2 separate regions of the Homo sapiens genome follow, and region 1 is linked to region 2. Evidence: chromatin contacts called from ENCODE Hi-C or POLR2A ChIA-PET data. All regions are on one chromosome and are shown on one strand. Each heading gives the region's core, a stretch centred on a gene start or an enhancer-like site at or near the end of the contact. The rest is flanking DNA. Distances are from core to core; before and after follow the strand shown. Region 1 overlaps INPP4B (inositol polyphosphate-4-phosphatase type II B). Region 2 overlaps INPP4B (inositol polyphosphate-4-phosphatase type II B).

What was found. A loop is a pair of places that touch in the nucleus more often than their neighbours do. ChIA-PET counts read pairs that join two places held with the same protein, here RNA polymerase II (POLR2A). Pooled maps may share reads with other maps.
Region 1: a loop to region 2 is called in a map of ascending aorta, with 2.4 times the contacts of the local background. The contact joins two enhancer-like sites. A Hi-C loop is called at or near these places in 2 of 168 maps with a recorded cell type or tissue (ascending aorta and endothelial cell of umbilical vein) and 2 of 50 pooled maps. POLR2A ChIA-PET finds 5 or more read pairs at or near these places in 1 of 52 experiments (PC-3).

Annotation. Positions count from the first base shown.
Region 1 is chr4:142,407,654-142,410,353 of GRCh38, reverse strand. All of the region lies in intron 5 of INPP4B (inositol polyphosphate-4-phosphatase type II B), which reads left to right. Among named protein-coding and RNA genes, the nearest start is that of INPP4B, 440 kb to the left of the region's middle. Within about 2 kb of position 1,278, at least 2 of the 41 ENCODE cell types and tissues checked have a DNase peak (open chromatin) inside an H3K27ac peak, as active enhancers do; they include PC-3, where a contact is called at or near this core.
Region 2 is chr4:142,090,405-142,093,104 of GRCh38, reverse strand. All of the region lies in intron 23 of INPP4B (inositol polyphosphate-4-phosphatase type II B), which reads left to right. Among named protein-coding and RNA genes, the nearest start is that of IL15, 460 kb to the right of the region's middle. Within about 2 kb of position 1,269, at least 10 of the 41 ENCODE cell types and tissues checked have a DNase peak (open chromatin) inside an H3K27ac peak, as active enhancers do; they include PC-3, where a contact is called at or near this core.

The sequences.
Region 1 (2,700 bases), core at 29-2,528, 320 kb before region 2:
CTTAGGGGGAAAGAGATGGTCACTTGGGGTTGACCACCAATTCACAGTGCCTCAGTGGTTCACACCACCACTCTCGTGAAAGCCTGGGGCAGGCATCTGCTTGTTGACACCCCCCTTGTCTAATGTATGCTTTACAACTACTTGAATTCGAGCAGTGTTGCTGAACTCAAAAGCACCTGAATGAACAGTTGTGTTCTACTTCAAATTGATTATTGCTGAGACTGAGCTCTCTGATGTGAATCAAGAGGTATTTTTAGGCTTCCAGCCAAAATTGGTTGGAATGATAGAAATGATCATGGACTCAATAGCCTTCACCTGATTTTGAAATAATGGCCACAGGAAACAGAAACTGATATTTTATAAAAAGCAGTATTTTGGTATAGACAGTATCTTTGATTTCACAAAAATCCTGAAGAGTCCCACCTTTTAGCTCTGGACTCTCCAGTGAGAACTACTGGAGCAGAAGAAAATCTGTGCCCTCTTCCTAAGAGGCTAGGTAGTAGCTGTAAGCGTCAAGACTAGAATTTGGCAATTTCTATTCCTCAGAAAAACTTCTGGCCAAATCTATCAAACAGATGTATTTTGTGCAGCTGTTCCAGTGTTCACCTGCACAGTGACTGGGGATTTCAAGCTTTGGAGAAATCCTAAAATCAAGGACACAGTGGGCCTTCATTTTTTCAGGCAATGACTTTGTATAGAGGTTCCATCTTATGACATAGTGTAAGCTTTCCAGTTTGTTCAGTGCCTAGCCCTCCCTGGACATATTGAGTCTTTATTTGTTTATTATTTTTTGAGATAGAGTCTCAGTCACCGGAGATATTGAGTCTCTTTATTTATTTATTTATTTATTTATTATTTTTTGAGAAGGAGTCTCGCTCTGTTGCCCAGGCTAGAGCACAATGACGCAATCTCGGCTCACTGCAACCTCCGCTTCCCGGGTTCAAGCGACTCTCCCACCTCAGCCCTCCGAGTAGCTGGGATTAAAGGCACCCACCACCATGGCCAGCTAATTTTTGTATTTTTAGTAGAGATGGGGTTTTGCCATGTTGGCCAGGCTGGTCTCGAACTCCTGACCTCAAGCAATCTGCCCTCCTTGGCCTCCCAAAGTGCTGGGATTACAGGCGTGAGCCACCGCATGTGGCCCCCTCCATTTATTTTTATTATTATGCTTCCACTGAGGATTTCCTTCTCGTAGAGTGAAAACTGCCTGGCTCCTGTACAAATATGAGCTGGGGATGCCTGTAGGCATCTCACTCACAGCTACTCATAGTAGAATGTGAACCCTCATGTTACTAGTTACCATAGCAAAAGTAATCAGGAAATAAAAAGTCACTTATTGCTCTTTATTTTTTTTCTGATGACAAGTCACAAATTATGGTTTAAAAATATATTCCTTCTGTATTATTATTTTTCCCACATTTCAATAAAAAATACACTGGATACAAGCACACTAGAATCCCCATCTATCAACATCCTGCATATTTAAACTCTTCTGAGGTCTAAGAACACTTTTAAACAATTCAATACTAAGCAAAGCCATTAAGAAGGCAGAAATTAAAAATCTACTGATGAATGAAGGATTGCAGTAGCATTTGTTTGTTACTGACCATTAGATTGAAGTGGGTAGAATTCTTAAATAAACAAAACGAAACAGAAGCAAAATCCCAAAGCATTGCTTTCTTTTAGTCTTCTGAGCTGATGAAGGCCACAGATGCAGGCCACTCCTAGAGTAGAATTATATTTGGTTAATGAGCAGTGGTAAGTATAGCTGGAAGACAGATATAACTTTTTATTTATTTATGAGACAGAGTCTCATTCTGTCACCCAGGCTGGAGTGCAGTGGTGTGATCTCAGCTCACTGCAACCTCCGCCCCTGGGGTTCAAGCAATTCTTGTGCCTCAGCCTCCCAAGTAGCTGGCACTACAGGAGTGTGCCACCACGCCCAGCTAATTTTTGTATTTTTAATAGAGATGGGGTTTCGTCATGTTGGCCAGGCTGGTCTGGAATTCCTGATGTCAGGTCATCCTGGCCTCGGCCTCTCAAATTGCTGGGATTCCAGGCATAAGCCACCTCACCCATTCACTTTTTTTTTTTCCTGAAAACAGATTTTTCAGGATTCTTTATTGGCTGCTAAATAATTCTCATACGGATTAGATTTTATAGTGATCATATGAGTAATATCTTCACAAAACAATCCAATCACTCATTATTTATCAGCCGTCTGGTGGGACTGATTCAGTATGTACAGATCCATGATGTGAATAGGTTTCACCTTATGAAATGCAATGACTCATGTACTAATTTGGTATTTATGAAGAAATATTGGACCTGGTAACAGCTTTTAAAAAGCTGAGTATGACTGAGTCAATAAAAACAATTTTACACAATAATAAAACACCAGATATTGGTAAATGTTGATATTAATATATATTAGTATGATATTAGTAAACTTTTTTTTTGCATAGAAAAGTCCATTTATAAAAAGGCCCAATTTCCTCACTTCCACCCTGAGAGGTAGGTAGATAGATGAGGCAATTAAGTGTCAGAGTTTGTGACTTACTCAGTGCCACAGAACTAGAAAGCAGGAAATCTGGGAGCACAGCTTAGGAATTCTGCCTGATCTCGGGTTCTCTCCAGGATATCATGCTGCATAAGACTTAGGGTACAGTAAATCCTCTGAGCTGTAGGAAGAAAAAAGTG
Region 2 (2,700 bases), core at 20-2,519:
ATCTCAAAATGAGGAATACAGTCGGCAAGTTCCAAGAGAATTATCAGGCAGGAGAGGCATAATCAATTCAGACCTGGCCTCAGAAGCCACAGATCATTACTTCTGTCATACTTCATTAGTCAAAAGATAGTCAGAAGCCCACCCAGATTCAACCTGAGGAGACATACATTCCACGTCTTTCAATAAAAAGTGTCGAAGAATGTAGAACTATGTTTTAAACCCATCACTGCAGGTGTGATAGATTTGCTGCCCTCCAGAAATACTCTGACTTGTCCTTTCCTCATTCTAAATCAACAGTACACATTTGTACTGTGGCTGGTCAATGTTGAATATACATATATAACAATTTGCTTACCTTAGAATGCTTTTGATTGCAAATGACAAAAACTCTTAATTCAAACTAGCTTAAACAATAAAGAAAACTTGCTGATAAACCTCACTGAAAATTCTAGCAGTAAGGTAGGTTTCAAGAGAGGGTTGGTTCAGTGACTCAGCAGTATAAAACAATATCTCAGGATGGGCACGGTGGCTCATGCCTGTAATCCCAGCACTTTGGGAGGCCTAGGCGGGTGGATCACCTGAGGTCAGGAGTTTGAGACCAGCCCAGCCAACATGGCGAAACCCGCATTTCTATAAAAATACAAAAATTAGCCAGGCATGATGGCGGGTGCCTGTAATCCCAGCTACTTGGGAGGCTGAGGCGGGAGAACCCCTTGAACCAGGGAGGCAGAGGTTGCAGTGAGCCGAGGTCACACCACTGCACTCCAGCCTGGGTGATAAAGTAAGACTCTGTCTCAAAAAACAAAAGCAAACAAAAAACAATATCTCCTTTGTATTTTATCATTAGGCTGCTCTTATCTCTTATGTTAATTTTATCCTATGTCTGGTCTTGTGGCTAAAAGATGGCTGTTATGAGCTAACCCCACACTCAACCAAAGGGCTAAGAAGAGGTTCCTTTCCTCTTCAGGAGCTTCACTCAGCTGGAACAGCACAGGCCACTTGCATATCCTTAAAACAGTTGCTAAGATGAGAATTTAGTGCCAACTGGTTTAGATCATGTCTATTCGTGAACTAGTCTTGATTTCAAGGGGTATGGATCACACAAATGGACGTCAGAGTGGGAGTGTGGTGCATCCCATGGCAATTTTGTATCTGCCACTTAGTGTGGGAAGTGAGTAGATTAGGGACTGGGAAGGCAGCCATAATTTCTGATTCATCTTGGAACAGTTTCTGGCCACACAGTTATTTGGCCATAAGAGAATGAAACTATTTGACATCATTAGCATCACAGTTCAGTGAGCTAAAAGGCCACGGTTCCATTCCTGTTTACTTATTAATACCCTGCCTGTGATTCAGGTCGTCAAAGTCAGAGCTCTTCTTGTTGAAGAAACCTATTTGACCTAACAAGGAGGATATAGGCCCTAAAACCTGACTCTCAACTTGATTGTTCTGTTCCATTGGGGAGGTACGAGAATAGTCATGGGGTTTGTGAATGTTTGTGACTGGGGTGTGTGACTGCACGTGTGTGAGGAGACTGTTTCTTACTTTGGATACATTCTGACTTTTACCTGAGAAAGTAGGCTTCCCCTCTGAGGCTGTGAACTCTTTTTTAAGTGCTACTAATATCTTCTGTTTTTCAGAGGTGACACAGAATTTAATAATGTAGCCTTTTCTGCCAAGAGTTTTATTCATTGTTTTCCATTACTGGTCAATGACGCATGACCGGATTCTTGCCCTTATTTTGCAGTTGAGGAAATAGGGACAGAGGGTTAAGCAATTTGCCTAAGACTACACGTCAAAGCAGCAGTAGAATTGGCATTAGAAATCACTTTCCTGGAATCTTGGCTCAGTGCTGTTTTTGAAAAGCAATTATAAAAGTTTCAAACAAAAAAGAACAAATCATACATAGCACACATTTGGGAACCCATTGCTCAGCTTTGGAATTTTCGTAAGAAACAAATATTTACAGATAGGGTAAAAGCTCCCTTTGTACCCCTCCAGGTTACCACCCTTAATCCTCCCCTCCTATGAGAACATCAATATCCTGAATTTGATGTTTTGCATCCTCATACACATTTTACTCTATATTTATGTATCCATAAAAATATGGTACAGTTTTGCACATTTGACTATATTATTGCTGTTGTTTTGTATGAATCTTTCTATAATTTGTGCTTTTTTGCTCAATATTGTTTTTGTGATATATCCATGTTGACACATATGGCATTTGTGTATCCTTTTTACTTATATTACTTTGCATTAATATATTGGTTTATTCTTACTCTTTATGAACATATTAAAGCTTTTTTGCTATTTAAAATTATAAACAATAATGCAATAAACATTCTTGTAACTTTTACCTCTGAATACTTTCTTAAACTCCATTTGAAAAAAAAAAGAATACTATTATGGAGATATGCATAGAGACTCAGCTGCCCTGTCTAAATTTTGTGTTAGAATAATGCAGGACTGAGTAGCAAAAGCAAGACTCTTTGGCTATATTTACATTTGAGGAGACACAGTCTAAGCCTAAAACCAATTCACGTTCTGTGTACACCACAATTTTCAGTTGATACATCAGGATCTATCATTACATCTTGAAACCTCACCTATTAACAAACTGGCTATTATTAATGATACTGCTTTCCTGAACCAGACCTGAATTTCTGTGGTCTGCAGAATTTTTATTGGGTTGAAAAA